Regions from separate parts of the Homo sapiens genome. Here regions 1, 2, 3 and 5 are each linked to region 4. A link is a contact called in ENCODE Hi-C or POLR2A ChIA-PET data. All regions are on one chromosome and are shown on one strand. Each heading gives the region's core, a stretch centred on a gene start or an enhancer-like site at or near the end of the contact. The rest is flanking DNA. Distances are from core to core; before and after follow the strand shown. Region 1 has its middle 110 kb from the start of LINC02869. Region 2 holds the start of LYPLAL1-AS1 (LYPLAL1 antisense RNA 1). Region 3 overlaps LOC105372924 (a long non-coding RNA gene). Region 4 has its middle 110 kb from the start of LYPLAL1-DT. Region 5 has its middle 110 kb from the start of LINC01710.

Evidence for each region. A loop is a pair of places that touch in the nucleus more often than their neighbours do. ChIA-PET counts read pairs that join two places held with the same protein, here RNA polymerase II (POLR2A). Pooled maps may share reads with other maps.
Region 1: a loop to region 4 is called in a map of PC-3, with 10 times the contacts of the local background. The contact joins two enhancer-like sites. A Hi-C loop is called at or near these places in 3 of 168 maps with a recorded cell type or tissue (PC-3, endothelial cell of umbilical vein and mammary epithelial cell) and 1 of 50 pooled maps.
Region 2: a map of prostate gland shows a loop between it and region 4 (2.3-fold over the local background). The contact joins the promoter of LYPLAL1-AS1 here to the enhancer-like site in region 4. A Hi-C loop is called at or near these places in 8 of 168 maps with a recorded cell type or tissue (Caco-2, Calu3, MCF 10A and 5 more), 5 of 37 single-sample maps with no recorded cell type and 8 of 50 pooled maps. POLR2A ChIA-PET finds 5 or more read pairs at or near these places in 1 of 52 experiments (PC-9).
Region 3: a loop to region 4 is called in a map of PC-9, with 15 times the contacts of the local background. The contact joins two enhancer-like sites. A Hi-C loop is called at or near these places in 7 of 168 maps with a recorded cell type or tissue (Calu3, MCF 10A, PC-3 and 4 more), 1 of 37 single-sample maps with no recorded cell type and 3 of 50 pooled maps. POLR2A ChIA-PET finds 5 or more read pairs at or near these places in 2 of 52 experiments (PC-9 and activated CD8-positive, alpha-beta memory T cell).
Region 5: a loop to region 4 is called in a map of PC-3, with 3 times the contacts of the local background. The contact joins two enhancer-like sites. A Hi-C loop is called at or near these places in 1 of 168 maps with a recorded cell type or tissue (PC-3). POLR2A ChIA-PET finds 5 or more read pairs at or near these places in 1 of 52 experiments (MCF 10A).

Annotation. Positions count from the first base shown.
Region 1 is chr1:218,619,701-218,622,458 of GRCh38, reverse strand. No RefSeq gene overlaps it. Among named protein-coding and RNA genes, the nearest start is that of LINC02869, 110 kb to the right of the region's middle. RefSeq lists an enhancer at 95-594. Within about 2 kb of position 1,283, at least 4 of the 41 ENCODE cell types and tissues checked have a DNase peak (open chromatin) inside an H3K27ac peak, as active enhancers do; they include PC-3, where a contact is called at or near this core.
Region 2 is chr1:219,556,032-219,558,756 of GRCh38, reverse strand. LYPLAL1-AS1 (LYPLAL1 antisense RNA 1) reads left to right here and starts at 1,433. Exons shown (of 4, transcript NR_135822.1): 1 at 1,433-1,566. LOC124904514 (a long non-coding RNA gene) reads right to left here. Exons shown (of 2, transcript XR_007066882.1): 2 at 1,050-1,564.
Region 3 is chr1:218,704,656-218,707,355 of GRCh38, reverse strand. The region is part of intron 3 of LOC105372924 (a long non-coding RNA gene); the gene reads left to right. Among named protein-coding and RNA genes, the nearest start is that of LINC02869, 200 kb to the right of the region's middle. Within about 2 kb of position 1,320, at least 9 of the 41 ENCODE cell types and tissues checked have a DNase peak (open chromatin) inside an H3K27ac peak, as active enhancers do; they include PC-3, PC-9, Panc1 and 1 more, where a contact is called at or near this core.
Region 4 is chr1:219,065,556-219,068,255 of GRCh38, reverse strand. No RefSeq gene overlaps it. Among named protein-coding and RNA genes, the nearest start is that of LYPLAL1-DT, 110 kb to the left of the region's middle. RefSeq lists a silencer at 1,643-1,843. Within about 2 kb of position 1,440, at least 5 of the 41 ENCODE cell types and tissues checked have a DNase peak (open chromatin) inside an H3K27ac peak, as active enhancers do; they include PC-3, PC-9, Panc1 and 1 more, where a contact is called at or near this core.
Region 5 is chr1:218,802,682-218,805,456 of GRCh38, reverse strand. No RefSeq gene overlaps it. Among named protein-coding and RNA genes, the nearest start is that of LINC01710, 110 kb to the left of the region's middle. Within about 2 kb of position 1,261, at least 2 of the 41 ENCODE cell types and tissues checked have a DNase peak (open chromatin) inside an H3K27ac peak, as active enhancers do; they include PC-3, where a contact is called at or near this core.

The DNA of each region.
Region 1 (2,758 bases), core at 34-2,533, 450 kb after region 4:
TCATAATTCCATGCTTAATTTACTGGATTTATCATTTGGATAGCCAGTTGTTTTTTTTTTTCAAGCATCATCATTAATGATCACCAGTCAACTTGATTCAGTCATTTGAAAAGCCAGATTTCTATGCATAAACCTGTGTATTTGTAAAGTCAAAATAATTCATTTAAAAGTTACAATTTAACTGCTAGTGATTGTCATTTTGGAGATGGGAAAATAAATAGTGTTTAACTAAAGCTAGTCCTTGAGTTTTTCTCACATATATGAAAGTCATTTTAACCAAAGGAACTAATGTAATTTATATTTATAGTCACAGTCTAATGTACAGCTGATTAAGAAAGTTAGTCTTCAATTGAGGCTATAAAAAATTTTTCTCTTGTTAAAGAATCTTACTGCTTAAGTAATCTTTTGTTTGTTTGTTTGTTTGTTTGTTTGTTTGTTTGTTTTTGTGACGGAGTCTCGCTCTGTCGCCCAGGCTGGAGTGCAGTGGCTCAATCTCGTCTCACTGCAAGCTCCGCCTCCCAGGTTCACGCCATTCTCCTGCCTCAGCCTCCCGAGTAGCTGGGACTACAGGCGCCTGCCACCACTCCCGCCTAATTTTTTTTGTATTTCTAGTAGAGACGGGGTTTCACCCTGTTAGCCAGGATGGTCTCCATCTCCTGACCACGTGATCCACCCGCCTCGGCCTCCCAAAGTGCTGGGATTACAGGCGTGAGCCACCGCGCCCAGCCTACTTACGTAATTCTTATCATCAATGAATCTCACTTAGGTTATGAACAACATCAAGATTAAATTGGATTCAAATCAGTCACAAAAAAGGTGAAGGTTATTTTCATTTAAGTCAATACAAAAAAATGCATTTTGTTTTCCATATGACTTTGTTAGCCAATCAAGCTAATCAAAGCAAGCATGCTGGGTTTTGTTACAGAATATATAGCTTCAATCCAAAGTAATCTTGAAAAAGCCATCACTCGCAATGGTTATTTGCTGATCTGCAGGCAGAAGGATCAGCTGACTGCCTGAATTTTTTACTTTTCAGCTAGCTGATTTTATAGAGTTTGTTCCACTCAAGATGGCTTTATAATAAAAGCAAATGTGAGAAAGTCCTCAGTTGACATGCTGGGGATATTGACTTGGTGCCTACAACAGCAGCAGTGACCTTTGGGCAGGCCTGCCCTCACGATCAGAACCTCCCACCCAGGACCCTTCACTGTGAACCCAGAGTCACCCTGGAAGTGGAAAGATGACCCCAGCTCCCAGGTGGAAAGCAAAAGGCAGTGACTAGGAGAACAGAAGGTCCTCAGTGAAAAGGCTTAGTCACACTCAATGTCAACAATATGGGAGCCAAAACAAAGTCATATTAGAAAATAAAAAAGGAAGTGAGCAGTAATAGAAAGTTATGAAAGTCCCACCAGTTTTGTCTTTTCTTCCATTGGAATCCATGTGATATCTAACTAGGGTGGTTATGATAGCCACTTATAGATTCTATTTAAAAGAATTATGTGTTGGCATACTCATATAAATAAATGTACAGTTATAATCACTTAGAATAAATATAGTCTTAACGTGAAACAGAGGATTGATACTTTCATCTCATGTTTGTAGTCTTTCATTAATCAGGGTATTGACAGTGATGTTTGAAAGAAAAGTTATATGACCACCCAGGATAAGAAATATCAATGTAAATAATCTTTGTCTTGTCAGTGAATTTTTCAAGTATCAGCTTGTAATCACCAATCCTATCTTCTACTTATGAAAGATTTCAGAATTGCTTTAAAGGTAAAACAGAGGCAAGTCATTGATTTTTATCAGCGCTCAACAGATTTACCTAAAAGATGCATAGATTGTCATGCAAAATCTGAAATATTGGCTCATATTTTTAGGCCTCTATAAGTGGAATAATTGTTGGAATGCAAAGTGGTTACCTTCCAGAAAAGAGCCTCACTGAGCACCTAATCCAGATGAATTAAACTGAAAAAATTGACTCAAACTGAATTGAATTGAATCCTATCGAAAACACCAGCAGAAAAAGAAAGAGTGAGACCACATCACAGCTGCTTATCAGAAAATAATGGCAAGTTGCAATGTCAACAAGATATTATTATTCAAAACCATCAACAAATCAACATTCACAGGGTAGGAGAGAGGGGCAACAGAAAAATAACCCACTCAAAAATATCTCCCTCAAAAATATCTTAAACCCTACTGTTAATTAATGAGTCAGGACTGTTGATTCCAAGTATCAAAAAAAACTTAAGTCGACCTAGTTCAAGCTCCACCCCAACTGCCAAAAAAGTAGGGTGGAAATTGGTGCCTTACAGTTCACCATAACTGAGATGCCTGCCTATCCCAATTCACACGTCTATTCCTGGCACTGATGGGAGAAATGTGGTTCTACATAAGGAAGGGATTATGTGAATAACACATACACACCACACACGTGAGTGCACACACACACACATGCACACATACACACACCATTTGCACAGTATGTTTAAATCTAATTTCAGTTGTAGTTAATTTGGCTTGAAGGAGTCATAATGTCAAACCAGAGCTGTCTCTCCATCTCACAGCTCTTCTCACTATGTGTTGACTTTATCATTATTGTTTTTTGACTGCAGAGGAGCTTCTTCTACAGGCCAACAATGATTGTCCAGGCACTTCATCCTCATAATTACCTGTTTTAGCAATCCCAACAGAAAGAACAATTCTTTTCCTCCATCCCTGTATTGATTCCAAGAAAGGACTTTGGGCTTAGATG
Region 2 (2,725 bases), core at 184-2,683, 490 kb before region 4:
AACAGCTCATGCGGTTCCTGTCATGGCAGACAGTGAAGATTTTTATATTTATTACAGTAATTTTTTAGTAGATGACAGTATATTATGACAATGTTCCAACAGAGAGAAATAAAGTGTCTTGAGTAAGGGGTATCTTTAATTGGCAGCATCTCTGGTTACTCTCCAAACCCATGTCCTTTCGTTGACTTTTTTTTTTTTTTTTTTTTGAGACGAAGTCTTGCTCTGTCACCCAGGCTGGAGTGCAGTGGCGCGATCTCGGCTCACTGCAAGCTCCGTCTCCCAGGCTCACTGCAAGCTCTGCCTCCCAGGTTCACGCCATTCTCCTGCCTCAGCCTCCCCAGTAGCTGGGACTACATCGTCGCATTCTTATATTGCTGAATCAATAATATCTGACAGAAATCGTCTAAGTCGACTGATGTTTTCAATGGAGGTGTCCTATCTCTTATACAACTTATGATGTGAACTTGAAAGGCCTAATGGGATATAGTAGCTACTGATAGCTCATATTTCAAGCAACCATGTACATAAAATCATCAGAATTTTAATTTTGCCATGTAATTCAGTGGAACATTTCTGTAATCGATGCTCATGTTAATGTTAGAGAAAAGCATTGCCTCATCTTGAAATACTTTCTAAACTTTCGAAGAAAGGTTAAATTATATTCAAGATTTGTGTAGTGTTGGATTTTTTTTTTGGTTATGCTCTTTGAAAATGGTTGATCTATTGCTTATATGTGCAATGAGTCTTTGTTTGTTTGTTGGTTGGTTTGTTTTTGACACATGGTCTTGCTCTGTCGCCCAGGCTGGAGTGCAGTGGCATAATCTCGGCTCACTGCAATCCCTGCCTCTCAAGCTCAAGCGATCTCCCACTCAGCCTCTCAAGTAGCTGGGACTACAAGCATGCACACCTCCACACCCAGCTAATTTTTGTATTTTTTTTGTAGAAATGGGGTTTCATCATATTGCCCAGGCTGGTCGCGAACTCCTGGGCTCAAGCAATCGGCCCACCTTGACCTCCCAAAGAGCTGAAATGAGAGGTGTGAGCCATTGTGCCCAGCCTGTGCAATGAGTCTTTATTGGAATAAATTAAATTACATATTTATATGGGGCTTCAAAACATCTTCCCATAACCTTGGTATTTGATCTTTGCAACTGCAACAATATAAGGCAGGAAGTGTCAGTTTCCCAGTTTCCCTGTAGAGGAAGAAGCATTGGCTTAGTACTGTGGTTTGAATGTCCTCTCCAAAACTCATGTTGAAACTTAATCCCCAATGTGGCAGTATTGAGAGGTGGGCCTTTACGAGGTGATTGGTTATGAGGGCTTGGCCTTCATGGATGGATTAATCCATTCTTCAATTAATGGGTTAATGGATTAATGAGTTATCATGGGAAGGGAACTGGTGGCTTATAAGAAGAGGAAGAGAGTGCTAAGTGGGCACATGGGAGCACCCTCAGCTCCCTCTCCATGGGATACCCTGTGGGGCACTTCAGAGTCCCCACCAGCAAGAAGGCTCTCTCTCACCAGATGTGCCCCCCGCCAACCTTGGATGTCTCAGTCTCCAGAACTGTAAGACATAAATTTTGTTTCTTATAAATTATCCAATTTCAGATAGTCTCTTATAAACATTCAAAAACAAACAAAGACATTTTGAGAGGATGAGTATCTTGCTCAAGGCCCTGTGATCACAAAGATGCAGGGCCAGTTGGGTACTCAGTCTTTATAGGGCCCCACAGTGCTTTAGAGGGGAAATAATAAGAACCCACCATTTTCTGACCACCCTAATTAATTGGGGATTTGCTCTGCTTTGGATACTATAAAAGATACCAGTACAGCTCATGGGATCAATGTCCTCTTCTTCGCTAGAGGAGTCCCTTGCTGTGATTCTCTTGGATACATTTTAGGACTTTCTTCCGTGTTTCTCAAATGCCATAGGAACGCATTTGCTTCCACTTTCTGCCCTATCCCACCGATCTCCTTCCTACCTCTCACACACATTTGAAAGGCTGAATGAGTCTACTAATGATTTTAGTGACTGAAATGCAATCTAATAGAATAATAGACTATTAATTAACATCAATAAATAATGTACTTTTGTTCAAGTTTACAGTTATAGTGGTTTATAGCTACCAGCACTTTACAGTTTACAAAAACCCTTTCCTTCATTAACATCTAAAAATAATCTCCTGTTGGATTGGATAGATCTGACTTTAGTTAAGCCTCATGATTTTAGCTTTCTGGAGTGGGGAGAGGGGCATATACTTTAGAATAAAACCATTTCAGTAAGGTGTGATGAAATTAAACTTAGGTCACGGTGTTTAGTTAACATCTCAGGAACACCACCACCAATGAAAAGCAAAGCCTTCTTCCTTTTAAATTAAATAATGAATAGTTGGATATTTTTGTTAGGAGCTGGTGGGTTAGGTAACTGCACTTATTTACATTTTAGAATTACAGGCTAAAGACTAATTAACTGGTTAGAGCATATGCAATGGACCGTGGCAGTCTGCAAAGATTAACAAATTAATTAGTTATTTCCATCCGTTACAATTTTATTCTTTTCCTTGGAAATGAGTGGCCTGTTGATTTCAGCCTTTAAAAGTTTCAGAGCAGGGCTGTTCATTCAGCTTTCTGAATGGCTGAATAGAACAATAAGATTGTGTAACAACTGGGACACGTCAGTGCCTTCGTCAGGGGATAATGTAAGCTATAGAAAGCCCTTTTCATC
Region 3 (2,700 bases), core at 71-2,570, 360 kb after region 4:
GCACAAAATGTGGCATCTGGACTCTTGGATCAGCATGAAAGGGGATACTTTGGGGGTTTTCTACCAAGTTCCATGGACAGGATGCCTGGTCTGTAATGGGTAGCCCTACACGGCAAATATGGCATTCAGCTTTGCATCATTATAAATTAAAAATGCAATTTATGAAACGAGTCTTTTGCTAAGGATAGGTTGGTTTATGAAGTACCATCATGGCCTATCATCAGAAGGTCTCAAAATGGCCATGCCTTTATCTTATTATTTTCTTTCAGTATAAATTTGAACTTTCATTGTACCAATGGGTATAATAAATACCTCCCATCTGAGGGTGTACTAGCCTAAATCAGTGTCAGAAAGATGACCTCAAATTCCTAGAGCCTCTACCATAGATGTGAAATTCTAAATACAAAGTTTCTGGGTTTTTTTCCCCCCCTTTCAGGAAAGAACTCCCATTTCACTTTCCTCAGCAGTGGAATAAGTGGCTCAAAACAGCAACTACTGATGAAAACTCAATTTCCAAATACATTCCATGGCTTATTTGTGGACGGAAATGTTCTTTACCTTTTGAACTTTCAGATAGCTGGCAAAAGTAAATGCGCAAGCCTTTTTTTGTTGTTGTTAATTAAACAGGAAAAAATATCACACCCTGGCTTGGCTAGTAACCAAAGTCAGGGGTTTCTGAAGAATCACTTCACAGATGGGAGGCTGGATGACAGATACAAAGACCAGGCATGGTGCTCATAAAGGTGACACTCTTGGTATCTTCCTAGAAACCAGCAGAAGCCAGAGCTTCTGGAAGGGAGTGATGAGGAGGAGTGTAAACGATTCATTTACTCTGTGTATCATAACCTTGCACCTTATTGACTATAAATCAGAATCGTTTGAAAAATCACCACATCCCTTTTCTGTCTGGGCCTGTGAAATTGCTTCCTTTAATCCAGCAGAGAGATGCCTGTGGTTTCAGAGCTCTGGGATGTTCCATTCCATGTGCCACATGCATGTGGTTAGTTAATGACCTGGGTGTCTACTGAGGTTTGTGACCACGGATTGTTGCAAAGCTCTACCTGACTCCATTCTTCTCCTGGAGAAGATGAGAACATTCTTACCATATTAGTCATGCCAAGCCTCCACTTTTTTTGAATACACAGGAAATGTTTCTCTCCAACAGCACATAATTTGGCCAATAGCAGCTTCCTAGGTTCGGAGCAACTTCACCACCTATCATGAGTTCTCCAAGATAAAGTTTGTAGTAACAGTTTTAGCGGTGGAAATGTCACCAAGTTGCATAAACTCAAGACATGCTTTGGCATTCAGTCACTCTGCAAATATTTATTGAACAGAGTTCACTGGGGTCAATAGGATGAAGTGGATAGCAGTTATTTCTCCTCCCTAGAATTTCCCCATGACACACACCAAGTCACACAGGCACTATTTTGTTCTTAAAGGAGTATTTTAATATTGAATTATGGGCAGCAGTGCGAGCAGCACCACTCTTCTTATATTAAAGAGATGAAGATTAGAATGGCCACAAAGTTGGACATGAGATCCAGATGGTGCTATTTGGGGGCTGAAATGTACCCCCATGGCATCAGGACAAACAACTGCCAAAGCCAAGCTCCCAGTGCTAATGAATTTGTAAACAAGATCATGCACAGTCCTCCTAATTAATATTTTGTCATTTGGAACCTGACTATAGCCTGCCAGACAGGAAATCCAAGTCTGAAGCCATCTACATAATTCAAAAGAGCCAGTTAAAAAAACAGAAGGTAGAGGAAAGAGGTGTCATAGTCCACACAAAGCCAGTCAGTTTGTTACTGGGTAAAAATTGGTGAGTCATCTGTGACGGTCAGTTTTAGGTGTCAACTTGGCCAGGCTATGGTACCCAGTTATTCAGGCAGACACTAATCGAGGTGATGCTATAAAGCTATATGGTAGATATGATGCTGTAAATGTATTTGGTAGTCATCTACACTCAAGTTGACTTTATGTGAATGAAATTATCCTAGATTTTCTGGGTGGAAATGATCCAATTAGTTGAAAGGCCTTAAGAACAGCACTGAGGTCTCTCTGAAGAAGTTCTACCTGTGGACTGGAGCATCAGCTCCTGCTCAGGAGTTTCTAGCTTGCTCTATGGATTTAGAACTTGGAAATTTTTCTGTTTTGTTCACTATTGTATCCCTAGTACCGGCCCAATAGGCAATCCATTAATATCTATTGAATGAATGAATACATGAGCTTAATTCCATGGTAAAGTCAGCCAAGTATGTGAGGTGGTATTATTTAGATAAAACAGTTGACGTCCTAAATTTTAATTTTCTGCCAGTTTCCCCCGCTCTCACACACACACACACAGATACTCTCTCAAATGTACTCACTTGTGATCAAACCTTGTTCAGTCTTTCTCCCCCTCTACTTTTCTGCACAGTGGACATATTGGTCACATTTTCCCTATTGAGAACCTCTCTTCTTTCATAATTCTGTGCTGCTCATCCAACAAACTCCATCTCTACAGTTACCTTTTCTATGAATTATTCTAAGATTTCCTTAATAGAAGTTGTCTTGGTATCTCCTGAAAGCCTCAAAGCATGTGTCATCTCTGCTGTTCATGGGACACATAGCATTGATTGCCTCCTTCTGCAACTACATATCTAATAGATTGCTGCAAAAGTAATTGCAGCTTTTGCATTAAAAGTAGTGGCAAAA
Region 4 (2,700 bases), core at 191-2,690:
GAAAGAGAGAAAGAGAGAAAGAGAGAGAGAAAGGAAATGGGGAAATTGACATTTGTTGATTATTTCTTAGGTGCCTGGGGTCTGCCCATCCTGTAAAAGTGGCACTGACGCTACACAATCTAGTTTAATCTGTATCCCTGTATTATCAAATCAAATCATTCCTCAATCCACTAATAAGATAATCAAGCTGGTAGTTAGCTTTGTGCAAATAATATACCTTCTGCTTTACTAAATCATAGAGTTTTTAGATGAAATACATTCTGAGGAGATAGATGTGTTCATAATAGGTAGTCAAAAATAGGGTATGTTTTAAAAGGTAAAATGCTACTTTAAATACATAGGATTATTGAGAAAATTCAAAGAGATACTGTGTCCACTCAAAGCTTTTTTTAAAAAGAGAGATAATAATAAGACTATATTGATTTTATAAAATGGATGACTAAAGAGTAAAAATGAAGATTCTATAGTATTGACTCGACACAGCAGAGGAATCAAGATGGTCTCCCTGAACTCCTTTTATCTGATAATGTTCCATAGCACTTACCCCAAATCACCAAATTTTTAGCCAGTTTTTAAAAAACGAACTTTGACACTTGGCAAATTCATGAGGAAGACATGTATCCAGGTTTTATGGCCCAGCTCAACATTGGACTGTCTTGGGCCTAGCACTCTTTCGGCTCTTTAATTCTCTGAATAATGTCCGCCTATACAGCTGAGAGAAATTTGTCATCTTCTCAGTTGTTATAAGTCATCACTTTCATGCCCTACCTACAGCACATGTGAATTGTGGGGGCTTAAGGGAAAGTGCGCTTGTGCATGTCAAATTGCCTACAAGAATGGACATGGGGGTTGGAGGCAAGCCCTTTCCCACCTCTCCAAAGAGCAGCAGAGATGAGATTCCTATAGTTATTTATTGAACTTGGATTTTCAATCATTGCTGAGGTATAATCATGCCTTCTCTTGTTTTGTTTTTTTTCTTTTACAATTACAGTACTTCATTATTGCCACAGGGGGAACTGTTGGCTTAATTTTGCTTTGGAGACACTGCTGCTGAAATTATTAAGCTAATGATTTATGCCCTGTGTGATACAGCAATCTCTTGTGCTTAAAATGGTTACTATGTTTTGTTTACTGTTTATAACTACCAGTGGTTGTGCCACAAGAAACCTCTGCCAGCTTGCAGAGTTTATTTATCCCTGTGGATCTTTAGAAACCACTGATTAATATAGAAAAAATTTGAATGGTTTATATTAAAAAAATCCCATAAGCTATGAATTAAACCACTGTGCTCTGCTATATAGGAAGAAAAGTTAAGTGAGAATGAACAATGGATGTCAAAACCTACTGACTCTCATATTTGCTTCTGATTTTATCAAAGTGGAAAATATGAGTACTTTTCAGGAATACAGTGCTGTGACTCCATCAGTTTTGGGCAATGAGATCACCAGTATTTCCCCTTGGGTGCTGCACATTTTACCATATTAAGGAACCAATTTGCTTAGAGAAATGTTGCACATGTTTAAAGGCTGTTAAGTTTGATGGCTGGCAGAACTCTCCCATTTAGCCCTGAGGCTGGGCCTTCGTGAATGAAGGCTTTACAACTGGCCTGCATTTTTTGTTCTGAGGGCTTTTTGTAACCAAAAGCTTACACGGGGCAATCATAGGGCAGGGAGGGACATGGTTTGCAAGTGTTGATTTGTTTAAAATGGCAAAATGGTTCTTATACAATGTTTAAGTCTTGACACTGCTCTTTCACCAAGAGAAGCAAAGAAAATATCACTGTTGTTTTGGGCAGCTTTAGCCCAATTCCACACCTTCAGTCTTAAGCATCACTTGCTTACACTTCAAGTATACCTTCCTGCTGGTTTCTTAACCTCATCAGTTCTTTTGGCTTGGTTTTGACTTCAAACTAGTTCTCCACCTCTCTCTTTTGGACAGCTCCACATTTCTGTTCCTCCTCTGATCAGCCAGTTCTGATTATTCCCAGGGCACCTTTTCTCTATGGTCTCAAGTGATTCAGTCAAACAAAGAGTACCCTTCCCTGAGCAGACCTTGGCCATCACACACAACCAGCCATCCCAAGTACAAGACAATGCTGACATTTTTGCAACAAAGCTGAATGTAACGCTAAAACTTTTCTCAGTCAGGGATCTGTAAATGTGATGAATGTAGACAACTCTGCCTAAAAGACAGAACTTGAGCAATTCAGTTTCTAAGCAGGAAAGTGAGGGACAGACCTTAATTATGGGAACAAAACTGTCCTTATGTTTTAATTTCATAATTTGAGCATCTGTATATAGCTTTAGCCACAGATATTCCCTTTATATCAGACTTCCTGTACTAAAGTGCTGTCAGACATTTAAGAGGAAGATATGGGTAGATGGTTAAAACACCAAAGAATAATAACATCTGTTTTATTTCTCCTCAGAACCCATTAATTTTCTTCACAAAGATGCACACTTTGGACATAAAGAATATTTATGATATTACAGTGTGTGGGAGTATGGAAAACATATTAGCCAAGTGGCAACTTTAATTAAGTATACCTGCCTAATTTCATAGGGGTTTTCATTCAGTATGTGTTTTCATCTAGAGCCTTAGAACACTTCCCTCTTGTGTTAGAAAAATGAAATTAAAGAAACAGAAACTCTGATGTAATTTAATTTAAATTACATCAGAATTACACTAAATGTTTTTTGA
Region 5 (2,775 bases), core at 12-2,511, 260 kb after region 4:
AAGAATAAATAATCAAATGTGTGATGTAACTATTTTGGGAAGATGAAAACTAAGAAAATGAGTTGTAAATTAGATAAAAGATTTAATGCCTCATCTTTCAAAGTAGAGACTAAAAAAATAGAGAAATGACCATACATCCAAACATCCTTATTATTTTCAAATATAAGACAAATACCGTAGGAAATATCTAAAGGGGGCGAAAGTGGTTTCCTCTGATGAGCAGTAAACATGCAGGATCTGGAAAAACATAGAAAACTATTGTTCTTCATTATACTACTTATATTTATCTTTTTCTAATCCATGTCTAAATATTATTTCAATAAAATAAAGCTTTGATTTTTAAAGAGTTAATATAATAAGCCTATATTTTATAAAATAAATTAAAAAGCTAAAAAAAGAAAATTATAGAAAGAATACAACCAACATGAAAAGAAATAGAAAATTCTGAAAAAATTGAGAATAGGACTAAGGAATGGTGGAACCCAAATTATAAGAGGCCAAGAGGTAAATAGGAGATTAGAAAGTTTGAAAATGAGCTGAGCAGGTAGGCATTCAATTATTGTTCATTTTTCATGTGAAAGATTAGGGTTTGGAAAGAGATGGTGAGGACAGAATGTCTAAATGGCAGGCTATAAGATGTAAAAGAGAATTTTTTAATGGTATGGAAGACTGTAATACATTATTCCTGGGGAGAAACAAACAAGAACAAAAAAATTGAAAGTTCACACACAAAAAATGAATTATTTACCTATTAAGGTAACAAACTAGTGGTTTCACAGCAGGCAGATAAACCAGACAATTAATTCCTTCAGGCATATGATATCATTGCCATATGCTAAGCTAGGGGTTAGGGTGAGTATGAAACACATATGAGTAAAATGACATCTCTGGCCTCAGGCTACTCACAATCTTAAATTCTTATAGCCTGATGGAAAGAGAGAGAAAAGTCTAAAGTGCCAGCTTTGCACTTAGGAGGCAGTTAATGATTTTCTCTTTGATACACTGGGGCACAAAATCACAAATATCTGGAAATACTACATTGGATCAAGCTGCTGGCCTGGCATTTATTTTAATACTGGAAATGAATTATTGGAGAATGTAAAAGTTGCTTTCCATGAAGTCATCAACAAAAGTTAGGAATGTGCCCAGAATAGTCTTAGCTTCCCTTCTTATGCCTCCTTCTTCAATTCTGCCCAGTGTTTCTTTTCTCCACCCTAAACTATTTCTGGCAAAAGGAAAAATCAATGAAGATGAGTAACAACCAGAACCATCATCCTTTTACTTCCAGAAAATGACAAATGATGTAGTCAGCCTTTTCAGAAAAGTACTATAATGTAGAGAGAGGATCTGTTCTAGGTTGTATGTAAATAGTCCATTTTGGAGTATAAATTCCTGGGTTTTAATTACATTTTTGTTATGTCTTCAATTGTCATCTCTTTGCTGAAGACTACTTAAAGTTGTCGTTTTGTCCCCAATTTTCCCTGGGTTCTTGCAAAGTCTGTCTAGAGATATAACAATTTATTTTCTATCTCTGAGGTAGTGGACCTCACACTTTATTTCTCTGTTGCATAATTCACTTTATCAAAATATCCAAATCCCCACTTGATAGCTATATGGGCCCATCTTCCAGGATTACCACTAGATACAATAAATGAGTCAGGGAGCCCCAGAATCCTGACACATGTATGTATCATAAACCCAGTGTTGGAAATTATATGTGTAGCTTAATTTAAAAAAATTTTTTGAAAAACAGCATAATTTAAGGATGTAGGAATAACCAGATAAGTTTCAGAATCAAATTGTCCAAATCAGGGGTCACCAAACTTTTTCTCTTAAAGGGCCAGATAATAACTATTGTCATCTTTTCAGGCCACACAGCCAGAGTTACAACTACGTAACTCTATCCTGTAGCAGGAAATTAGCCACAGACAATATATAAACAAATAGGTATGAGTGCGTGCCAATGAAACATTTATTGTGAATATTTGATTCTCATGTAATTGCATATCAAAAAATCTTCTTTTGATTTTTTAATGTAAAAACTTAAAAACTATTTTTAGCATATAGGCTGTATAAAAACACCCTATGATGGCAACAAAGCTCCTTGAGATTCAAGAGAAAGCTGAAACTCAGTCCAAGTAATCCAATAAAATGATGCAAGAGCTGAAAAGTAAAATAGCCATTTTAAGAAAGAATTGAACTAATCTTCTAGAGCTGAAAATCTCCCTACAAGAATGTTATAATACAATCAAAGTATTAACAACAGAAGAGACCAAGCTGAGGAAAGAATCTCAGAGCCTGATTCAGAACTGATGTTATTCGAATCAACTCAGAAAAAAATAAAGAAAAAAGCGTTTTTAAAAAATTAACAAAACCTCCAAAAATATGGGATTATGTACAGAGACCAAACCTATCACTTACTGGCATACCAGAAAGAGAAGGAGAGAGAGCAGGCAACTTGGAAAACATACTTAAGGATATTGTCCACTAAAATTTCCCAAGCCTCGCTAGAAAGATTGACATGCAAATTTAGGAAACTCAGAGAAACCCTGCAAGAAACTATACAAGATGACCATCCCCAAGACACATAGTCATCAGATTCTCCATTGTCAACATGAAAGAAAAAATATTATGGGCAGCTAGAGAGAAGGAGCAGGTCACATATAAAGGGAGCCCCATTAGGCTAACAACAAACCTTTCAGCAGAAACTGTACAAGCCAGAAGAGACTGTGGGTCTATATTAAGCAACGTTGAGAAAAAGAAATTCCAACCAAG